Linked DNA regions of Homo sapiens: region 1 is linked to region 2. The links are chromatin loops, found by intact Hi-C in ENCODE. Cell type or tissue: body of pancreas. All regions are shown on one strand. Each heading gives the region's core, and the rest is flanking DNA. Links, peaks and the distances in the headings are about the cores only.

Evidence for each region. A loop is a pair of places that touch in the nucleus more often than their neighbours do. Peaks named below come from ENCODE experiments on the same cell type or tissue, not always from the same donor. Only the 100,000 strongest peaks of a DNase experiment are listed, where the experiment ranks them.
Region 1: it touches region 2 in a loop (2.8-fold over the local background); 5 of 110 quality-filtered maps call a loop at or near these places.

Annotation. Positions count from the first base shown.
Region 1 is chr1:197,881,662-197,887,559 of GRCh38, reverse strand. No RefSeq gene overlaps it. Among named protein-coding and RNA genes, the nearest start is that of C1orf53, 18 kb to the left of the region's middle. In body of pancreas, for the core only: no CTCF peak of the experiment used is centred there; a DNase peak (open chromatin) is centred at 3,269.
Region 2 is chr1:197,518,074-197,523,971 of GRCh38, reverse strand. All of the region lies in intron 20 of DENND1B (DENN domain containing 1B), which reads left to right. Among named protein-coding and RNA genes, the nearest start is that of CRB1, 250 kb to the right of the region's middle. In body of pancreas, for the core only: a CTCF peak has its summit at 2,637 (motif pointing left); no DNase peak of the experiment used is centred there.

The sequences.
Region 1 (5,898 bases), core at 2,110-4,609, 360 kb before region 2:
TCATAAATTTGTCATAAAATACACAAAAAGTTTAATTACCTATTAGAACTAATATGAAAATGTACAGGGTTATTGGAGTTCAAAATTCACATTAAAAGCCAACTTTATTATTTCTATATATGTTACAAATAATTAGAAGATACAATTTTAAAAGACGGATTTATAATGCATCAAAAATATAAAGTATCCAGGAACAAATAAAACAAAAAATGTGCAAGAACGTTTTGGAGAAACTTTTAAAACTTTATACGAGGACATAAAAGACAGCATAAACCATTGAAAAGCATTATAGATAGAGACTCAATATAATAGCAATATCAATGGTTCTTACACTGATCTCTATATTCAGTGTATTTCCCATCATGAAAACCAACAGGGATTTTCACTGAACATGAAAAGCTGATTTTAAAATGAAATCATTCCAAGTGTAATCATTTTATATGGAAGAGAAATAGGCAGACTACTACAGAAGACTTTGAAAAGAAAGAACAAGATATGGGGTGGTACTACCCTGTTAGATTTCCAGATATATTGTAAAAGTAATGCAATTAAGACAACATGGACTTGGATAAGTGGTAGTAGACAAATAGTCATTGGAACATAGCATACATCTCATAAACAGACACACAAATATATAGAAACTTGATATAATGCAGTAGTGGCATTGAAGAAATATGTAGACTATTTAATCAATAGTCCTAGCTTATTTAGATAAGTATATTTTTAAAAAAAGATGTCTATTTCACACTATATATAAAACCCAGCTTCTGCTGAATAAAATACTTCAAAGTGAAAAGTAAAACTTTAAATTTTCCAAGACAATACATGAGATTACTTTATGACTTTTGAGTTAGGGGAATTTTTTTCAAACAAGATATAAAAAGCACAATACATAAAGAAAATGATAGATAAATTTGACTAAAGTAAAATTAAACTTCTGTTCTTCAAAATACACCATAAAAGTAAAGAGGCAGGCCACAAACTGGGAGAAAATATTTGTAACATATAACTGACAAAAGATTATTGTCCAGAAATATAATAAACTCATACAAACTGGTAAGAACAATACAAATTAATAAAATGTCAAAAGACATGAACAGTTATTTCAAGAAAATAAAACATAAATGTCTAATAAAAGTATGAAAAAATGCTGAGACTAAATTCCTTAGGACAATTCAAATTAATACCACAATTAGTTATTATTTTATACCAACAGATTGTAAAAAAAAAAAGTCTGAGAATATTGAGTATTGCCTAGAGAATGGAACAAAGGAAACAGTTATACTCTGTGGGTAGGAGTATAAATTGGCACAAGTATTTTGGAAAACAACTTGGAACTCTAATAAAGGCAAAGATGTGTATATCTTATAACCAATAATTTCACTTTTGACAATATATCTGCTGTGTTTCCCCCAAATTCATATGTTGAAACATAATCTCCAATGTGATAGTATTAAGCGTACGGCATTTGGGAAGTGATTAGGTCATGAGGGCTCCACCTTCATGAATGGTGTTAGTGCTCTTATGTAAGAGGTTTGAGAACTGCCCTTCCACCATGTGAGGACACATAGAAGACACCATCTATGAACCAGAGAGCCCTCACCAGACACTGAATCTGCTGGTGCCTTGATTTTGGACTTTCCAGCCTCCAGAACTGTCAGCAATACATTTCCGTTGTTTATACATTACCCAGTCTAAGGTATTTTGTTATAGCAGCTAGAGAAGACTAAGAAAATATCATAAATATGTGTCTGCAAACTTGTAGAAGATTGTTCCTAAGAGCATAGTTTGTAAACAAAAACCTGTAGACCATGAAAATGTCATCCAGCAATGTGATTCTGGACAGCAATGAAAGCAAATGAACTGCAGCTACACAAATCAACATGATAGAATCTCACAAACATAATATTGATGAAAAAAGTTTTGAAGAATATGTACATGCAAAATCATTTATATAAAGTTCAAAAAACATGCAAACATCAAACTTATTTACCTATGAACATATGTTTCAAAAATTATAAAGAGAAATGGGAGCATTCATAGTATGAAAATGCTTGGTTAACAGTCAATATCCCTCAATCACTGGTGTTCAGAAATCTGGTAAGATGCAACACAGCGTGATTTTACAACTGTCTCTTTAAGCGTTCATATGACTTGGCTCTGTGTCCCCACCCAAATCTCATCTTGCACTGTAATTCCCATTGTTGGGAGGGACCTGATAGGAGGTGATTAAATCATGGGGGCAGATTTTCCCCTTGCCATTCTTCTGATAGTGAGTAAGTTCTCATGAGATCTAGTGCTTGAAAGTTTGTAGTAGCACTTCCCGCTTTTCACTCTAGCTCTTTCTCTCCTGCTCCACCATTGTAAGATGTGCTTTCTTCCTCTTCACTTTCTGCCATGATTGTAATTTTCCTGAGGCTTCCCAGCCATGCTTCCTTTATAGCTTGCCAAACTGTGAGTCAACTAAACATTTTTCTTTATAAATTACCCAGTCTCAGGTAGTTCTTTATAGCAGTGTGAGAACGGATTAATACAAGCATTTTGAAAGCCAGTTTCTCCAATTATTAAAAGTTTTTGGAGGCTGGCAAGATGGATGAATAGGAACAGCTCCAGTCTGCAGCTCCCAGCAAGATCAATGCAGAAGGCGGGTGATTTCTGCATTTCCAACTGAGGTAACCGGTTCATGTCATTAGGACTGATTGGACAGTAGGTGCAGCCCATGGAAGGTGAGCCAAAGCAGGGTGGGGTGTCATCTCACATGGGAAGTGCAAGGGGTCAAGGGACTTCCCTCCCCTAGTCAAGGGAAGCCGTGAGAGACTGTACCGGGAGGAATGGTGCACTCTGGCCCAGAGACTGCACTTTTCCCAGGGTCTTCACAACTGGCAGACCAGGAGATTCCCTCTGATGCCTACACCACCCAGGGCCCTGGGTTTCAACCACAAAACTGGGTGGCCATTCAGGCAGACACTGAACTAGCTGCAGGAGTTTATTTTTCATACCCTAGTGGCACCTGGCGCCAGCGAGACAGAACCATTCACTCCCCTGGAAAGGGGGCTGAAGCCAGGGAGCCAAGTGGTCTGGCTCAGCGGTCACCACCCCCATGGAGTCCAGCAAGCTAAGATCCACCGGCTTGAAATTCTCATGGCCAGAACAACAGTGTGAGCTTGACCTGGGACGTTTGAACTTGGTGGGGGGAAGGGCATCTGCCATTGCCAAGTCTTGAGTAGGCGGTTTTCCCCTCACAGTGTAAACAAAGCTGCCTGGAAGTTTGAACTGGGAGGAGCCCACTGCAGCTCAGCAAGGCCGCTGTGGCCAGACTGCCTCTCTAGACTCCTCCTCTCTGGGCAGGGCATATCTGAAAAAAGGCAGCAGCCCCAGTCAGGGACTTATAGATAAAACCTCCATGGGACAGAGCACCTGGGGGAAGGGGTGGCTATGGGCACAGTTTCAGCAGACATGAACGTCCCTGCCTGACATCTCTGAATACAGCAGCGGATCTCCCAGTGCAGCATTCGAGCTCTGATAAGGGAAGAATCCCTCCTCGAGTGGGTCCCTGACCCCCGTGCCTCCTGACGGGGAGACACCTCCCATCAGGGGTTGACAGATACCTCATACAGGAGAGCTCTGGCTGGCATCTGGTGGGTGACCCTCTGGGGCAAAACTTCCAGAGGAAGGGACAGGCAACAATCTTTGCTGTTCTGTAGCTTCCGCTGGTGATATCCGGGCAAACGGTCTGGCGTGGACCTCCAGCAAACTCCAGTAGACCTGCAGCAGAGAGGCCTGACTGTTAGAAGGAAAACTGACAAACAGAAAGGAATAGTATCAACATCAACAAAAAGGATGTCCACTCAGAGACCCTATCCGAAGGTCACCAACATCAAAGGCCAAAGGTAGATATATTCATGAAGATGGGGAGAAACCAGCACAAAAAGGCTGAAAATTCCAAAAACTAGAATGCCTCTTCTCCTCCAAAGGATCACAGCCCCTCGCCAACAAGAGAACTGGATGGAGAATGAGTTTGATGAACTGACAGAAGTAGGCTTCAGAAGATGGGTAATAAACTCCACCAAGATAAAGGAGCATGTTCTATCCGAATGCAAGGAAGTTAAGAATCTTGAAAAAAGGTTAGAGGAATTGCTAACTAGAATAACCAGTTTAGAGAAAAACATACATGACCTGATGGAGCTGAAAAACACAGCACAAGAACTTCATGAGGCATACATAAGTATCAATAGCTGAATCGACCAAGTGGAAGAAAGGATATCAGAGATTGAAGATCAACTCAAGGAAATAAAGTGAGAAGACAAGATTAGAGAAAAAAGAGTGAAAAGAAATGAACAAAGCCTCCAAGAAATATGGGACTATGTGAAAAGACCAAATCTACATTTGATTGATGTACCTGAAAGTGATGAGGAGAATGGAATCAAGGTGGAAAACACTCTTCAGGATATTATCCACAACTTCCCCAACCTAGCAAGGCAGGCCAACATTCAAATTCGGGAAATACAGAGAACACCACAAAGACACTACTCAAGAAGAGCAACCCCAAGACATATAATCGTCAGATTCACTAAGGTTGAAATGAAGGAAAAAATGTTAAGGGCAGCCAGAGAGAAAGGTCAGGTTACTCACAAAGGGAAGTCCATCAGACTAACAGCAGATCTCTCAGCAGAAACCCTACAAGACAGAAGAGAGAGGGGGACTCCTAAAGGAAGCACTAAACATGGAAAGGAACAACTGGTACAAGCCACTGCAAAAACATAAAAATTGTAAAGACCATTGACACTATGAAAAAATGGCATGAACTAGTGGGCAAAATAACGAGCTAGCATCATAATGACAGGAACAATTTCACACATAACAATATTAATGTTAAATGTAAATAGGCTAAATGCCCCAATTAAAAGACACAGACTGGCAAATTGGATAAAGAGTTAAGACCCATTGGTGTGCTGTATTCGGGAGACCCATCTCATGTGCAAAGACACACATAGGCTCAAAATAAAGGGATGGAAGAATATTTACAAAGCAAATTGAAAGTAAAAAAAAAAATGCAGGGGTTGCAATCCTAGTCTCTGATAAAACAGACTTTAAACCAACAAAGATCAAAAGAGACAAACAAAGGCATTACATAATGGTAAAAGGATCAATGCAACAAGAAGAGCTAACTATCCTAAATATAAATGCACACAATACAGGAGCACCCGGATTCATAAAGCAAGTTCTTAGAGACCTACAAAGAGACTCAGACTCCCACACAATAATAGTGGGAGACTTTAACACCCCACTGTCAATATTAGACAGATCAATGAGACAGAAAAGTAACAAATATATCCAGGACTTGAACTCAGCTCTGGACCAACAGAACCTAATAGACATCCACAGAACTCTCCACCCCAAATCAACAGAATATACATTATTCTCAGAACCACATTGCACTTATTCTAAAATTGACCACATAATTGGAAGTAAAACATTCCTCAGCAAATGCAAAAGAATGGAAATCATAACAGTCTCTCAGACACAGTGCAATCAAATTAGAACTCAGGATTAAGAAACTCACTCAAAACCGCACAACTACATGGAAACTGAACAACCTGCTCCTGAATGACTACTGGGTAAATAACAAAATAAAGGCAGAAATAAAGATGTTCAATGAAACCAATGAGAACAAAGACACAACGTACCAGAATCTCTGGGACACATTTAAAGCAGTATGTAGAAGGAAATTTACAGCACTAAATGCTAACAAGAGAAAGCAGGAAAGATCTAAAATCAACACCCTAACATCACAATTAAAAGAACTAGAGAAGCAAGAGCAAACAAACTCAAAAGCGAGCAGAAGACAAGAAATAACTAAGATCAGAGCAGAATTGAAGGAGATAGAGACATGAAAAA
Region 2 (5,898 bases), core at 1,082-3,581:
TCACTTGACTTAAAAAAAAAATAGATTCCATTTCTCTGCTATCGTTCCATCTATTCATGCATGTTGTCCATCTTTATTTTTCTTGCTTTTTCATGTCTTATAATTCTTAATTGAACAATGGACCCCATGTATAGAAAGAGTTAAACAGCATTTACACCCAGAAATGGGTAGAAACAGTTAAATAGTATTTACACCTAGAAACTGGCAGGCTCTTCTTCTATCATGCTGTTTGTATAAGAGGCTGAGTCCATCGGAAAATGAACTGGATTTTGATTTTGTTGATATCATTGCCTGTAATGGGCTGCTATTATCTTGTGCTTAGAGTAGAGTCTTCTAAAGAAGGTACTGGAAAGCTTTCTCAGTGTTCTTGCTTCACTCTGAGCTATCAGCAGTCCTGGAACCCCTGAGCTATATAGAGGCTTTTCTTTCAATGTTTTTGCCCCTCCAAAGCAGTTAACATCTGTGACTAGTTAGTTGATCCTAGCCTTATGTGTTCTCTATGCTTGTCTTAAGTGGGCCATGCGCCCCCGTGCCTTAGGAGTGGGACTTTCTTAGCATCCTTCCACTTTCTTTTCATGGCAGAGAAACTTCCTTATATCTGTGATTGGTCTTAGGTGGCCGAGGCTTTTCTGCCCTGCTCAGTGGTAGTAGACCTCTGCTTGGTATCAATATAGGATTCTGTTCTTAAGAAGGCTTCTTATTCTTCCCTAGGGCAGATAAAGGTTTTACTTCTACATTTCCCCCAGCAGTCTTGGGAGGCAGTGAGTTTGTCAGCAGTTTAAGGCTTTTGTTTTATATAAATGAATGTCCTCAAAGGTCATTGGGACTTCATGCCTGTCCCTGTGCAGCCTGTCACTTCCTGCAAGCCTGAACCACCAAGGGGAGTGCTTTTCAGTCTCCTGTACTGCTCCCAATTTTTCTTATGAGCACGAGGTAGTAGAGTTACCTCAATTGGAAATAAAATTAAAGAAATTTACATATGGAAAAGAGCTTGCGTGTGCAAACTCCCCCTGTCTTTGAGACGCTCAGCTATTCTAAGCTGACATGTTAGCCCATGGTTGGCCTTTAAGACCTTATTGACATTTTAGCAGATTTTTTTCTTACCTGTTTATATGGCAGCTACCTCTTCCCTTGTGCTTTGCCAATGGTGAAATTAATCCTGTCTCTCATCTCTCCTTGGAGGAGCTTCTAATATATGAAATTCAGTTTACTTGGTTGACTTGCAACACAGGTCTCATAGGTTCAACAAAAATTATGATTTTTTAAAAAGATTATCCAGCTTTTTCTCATTGTTAGGATGGGAGTGACATTCTCTTGCAGGTTTTACCTTCTAAGTTGAAGTGGAAGTGATATTAGAAGCAAAACAAATGAAAAGATATGATTCTTAGTCTCAAGGATTTGGTAAGAGAGGAATGTACTTAAAATTAAACACTGCCTTTATAATGGAGAATATATCAGATGACAGTTGAGTGGTAGAGAAATAAGTGAATAAAACTGACAAGGATTCTGAAATCACTATGGACTGGGAGAATTGGTAAAGGGTCCTTGGATGTGTTACGGCCACATCAGAATCTTTCCTAGTGACCTAGTCTCACATAGCAGTCACCTGCTCAAGGAATGTAATTCTGATGCTTGTGTAAAATTTTGTGTCCTTAGCCTAATAATAACAGCCCTTAATCAACTGAATTCATCAGACTTCACCAAATACGTATCTTGATAATCTTCCAGTTTGCCTTTTTGCCCTGACACGTATGTTTTCAGCATATTTCGCAAAGTATGTTCAGCTCTTGTCTCTTCATCCTGACATCTCACCTACCTGGAACATTAGCACTCTTATTATTCTGAAACTACCACTTGCCTTAAAAAATGAGATTTATAGCTTGCCATTTTTAGAGCTAGCCTTTCTCAGGCTAGTTCTTGGACATTTATTTCTTCTGGGTCTCTCTGGACTTATTTATCTAGCATAGTTATGATGAAAACAGTTCTGTTCATGAGTCAGAACACTTGGGTTGGAGTCACATTCTGTCACTTATGATTTACCTTGTCTTGCCCAAGTCACTTTGCTTTGTTAATCTTTTGGTTTCCTAATATGTAAAATAGAGAAAATGTTCACCAAATTTGTTGTATAGTAGATATTTAAATGAAATAAAATACAGTACATAAAGTAGCTAACACATTGAAGCAAGTCAATCATGGGTAAGTCTTTTAACTCTTTAGTTATTACCTATACAAATTAAAACACATCTTTTTAAAGCTTGTTTTGAATTATAAACTGCCATGCATTTTAAGATGTCACTATTATAATTATACATTATTATTTAATTTATTCACATATTATTTCATGCAGGTATTTTTTTCTTAGGCTGCAAAATACATAAGCTTGGGGATTTGTTGTAGACTTTAGATAAGCAAGGTAACACTTCTGGATCTCAGTTGCCTCAACTGTAAAATGGAGGGTAGTACAGATTGTACCTACTTTCAAAAAATTTATGTATTACAAGCATCTTAATTTTCTTATGTCTAAAAAGTTATATTTTCTCATTCGTCTGCCTATATCCCTTATTCCTTCCCCTCCCAAACCCCAGGAATTTAAATTTACCCTGCATTTTGCCTTTTTAATATTTGTCTGCCACCTGGTGATCAAAATGGTAACTGCAAGGTTAACAGTCTCCTTGGTGCATCAGGGGAGTGATTTTCATCATTCTACTTTCTGATTCACTTTCTGGAAACCATTGCAGTGAAAAGAAAGATTTATTTTGCTTACTGTAACGAAACTAAACTTATTTCTTGAGATCTCCTCAGACATTAAGTTCTATGATTTTGTGTCTTGGTCCTTCTACCTCTGTCACATTTTGTGTACATTTTCTTACATTTTTTTCTTTCATATAAAATACTTTTCCTTCTTGTCTTTACCAGTATATATTTTTTCACTTAGTGTCCACCTGTAGGGTCAGTGTTTCTAGTAGAATATCTCCTCTAGTAAGTTGTATTGCATGCTGATAGCCTTTTTCATTAGTTTAGTACCTTTTCACATTCTTAGCAAGCATCCCTTGTTATACGAATGTTCACTTCATGAATTTTTACATATATTAGATGTGTACTTGACATTTTACATTTTCAGGGGAGCAAAACTTTTACAATTATGTGTGTTTAGGCCCTAGGAGCAGTCTAATTGAGGTTGTGTGACATCCAATTCCCCATTTTATTCTTAATTCTTTGTATCAGAATGATATAAAACTTTGCTTATTTTGTTTTCTCATGATGTATTTTACATCCAAAAAAATGTACCCTTGTTTTGCACAGTACTGTCTTTCAAGAGAGTTACTAATTTGCACAGCATCAACATGACTAGTGAAATAACCAGTGTTAATGTGATAGCTACACCAGGTCTGTACAGTTCAGAAACTTCTATACCTTCTTATTTGATCTCAGAATTTACCGATGTTTATAATATGTAGTTACAGTTATATTATTAGCTGACTGGACCTATTTTTTCATTATTTAGGAACATCAACAATTTGACACTACTTATCAGTATTAATGGTCATTTAATGTAAGATTTTCATCTATGATCAAAAAGTTTATCAATTATGTTCATACAATGAGGAATAAAGTTTTTATTTATAACTGCTCTACTATATGTAGTATTTTGGCATTTCACCCTATATTTTTTAAGTGTCTTGAGAAAAGGGAACATCTTTTTCATTTATTTTGTTATGCTTCACAGCATGGAAGGCAGTAGTATGCATGTAATAAGTGCTTAATGGATGTTGAAGTGAAGAGATGCTAAGAACTGAAAGAAAAATGAGATACAGCTACTGACTTTCAGGGAATACGCAGTAGCAGCTTTCAGTAGGTTCTCAATAAATATTTCTTGATTAGATGGATTTCTATTGCTCTTCATTATCAGGACCTGTAAGTCCAGAGGCTATCCCATGCCTGCCTGCCCCTACTAAATTCTCATCTCCCATACTTCCCTGCTAAATCTATGATTTCCCCCACCTTACTATTATAATCCCCCTTGAATTTAAATTTCCAGCTTTTGCCTTCTTAATATATGTCTGCCATCTAGTGATTAAGAGGATAACTGCAAGTCTTAATGGGCCCCTTAAAAAATCCCATGTACCAACATAAGCCCCAATCCACAATGCACCAATAGTTACCTTTCATTCCTTAGTATTTGCCCTGATTGTCCCACCACTGGACATTTGCACATATTGCTACATCTTCCATCATCTAACTAACCTACTAACTTTTCAGAGCTCAACTCAAATATCTTTCAGGGAAAGACTTCCCTTGACCTCCCACACTAGGTCAACTTCCTGAAGGGCTTTCATAGCAATCATAGTTTAGTACAAATTAACCGAAGTCATAATTTTTATGCTTATTTGTATGACTGTTCAATTTAATTCATGTCTCATTTACTAGAATATAATATCCATGAGGACAAGGGGCCTCTTCTTAGTTATCACTGTGCTCTAGCGTGTAGCCCAATGCCTGGCACAAAGCAGGCATTTCTTTAATCTTTGTTGAATGAATGAATATAATACCCTTCTGTGCCTCATGGACACTAAAAATGTTTATGTCAGTGAACTAGTATAGTACTTTATCCTTTATGTTTTTCTTATCAGTTCATTAATAGGTTCTCAGCAAAAACTACCTACTATGTATAAAGATATTCATTTATTCAGAAAACATTTCTGCCTGACCTAAAGAATAATTTTACAATAAAAATAAACTTATGACTCATATTTTAATTAGCTCATTAATTAATATGGAAACCCCAGTAAGGTGGTATAAAGGACAATCTGAAAAAGAGAAACACTCGAGTACTGAAATGTATATGCTGACAGATACAAAACCATAATATCCACAATGTAATAATTACATCTTCACTGGACAAAATTTACTTGCATCTCTATGGACAAGAAACATTTGCATTACCGTCAGTCTTTCACAAGTTAATTTCTATCTTTACAGAGCTATAAAAATAGAACCTATGAATGGTGCAGACCTGTATAGTATCAGAAAAACCTGGAAAAGAATGCTAGACAGCACTCAGCATTCCACTGGGAGGATAGCAATATTTTTTTTGCCCATTTCAAAGTCTTTCACAGTTTTCCCGACAGTCTCCCCACTTGTGTTCATAATAATCTCTAAGATTGTTCTTAGTCACAAAAAGAAGACTGTTCTTACTAGATTTGGCCTATTTATGTTGGGGCAACCAGAAAGCTAATTAACCATTTAAGCCTTCTTGAGTTTGCATTGTAAATCTAGAGCCATGCAGTATTGACTAGCTAAGCCTTCAGAATTTCCTTACTTATGTAAATTTTCATAAGAAACCTCAGATTGAGCCTATATAGTCTCTGCTATTTGCTATCTTGAAGCTAAGCAACTAAGCCCAAGAAAACTTGCCACCATATGGTTTACCTGAAACATCTGTAAATTAAGGTGAGTTCCTCTTGAGATTCTCCAAATTTGCTAAGGTTCCTGGTTTTCTAGAAAAAGGCCTTCCTTACCCCAATAAGGTTGGACTTTCTCAGGCAGACAGCATGTAAGTTTTCCTGGGAGGGTTTTGTGGGCATTAACTGCATAAATACAACAACCTCTTTGTTCCATTCTAGTGGATTGTCATTACTGCCACTTAAGATAAGGCGTTGGTTATACAATTTGTCCAATTATATCCTGGCAAGATAGTTGAAGACAATGAAAGATGCAGAGCACTACAAAACTTGATAACCCCCACAGGACCTTCTAGACAGCATTCATAATTCCACTGGTCAGACACCTCATAATCATTTTGCTCCTTTCAGAGTCTTTTGCAGTTTTCCTGGAACTAGTATGTATGACACAATGTGCTAGATTCTGAGGGCACAAGAGATAAATTAGCAAGGCAAG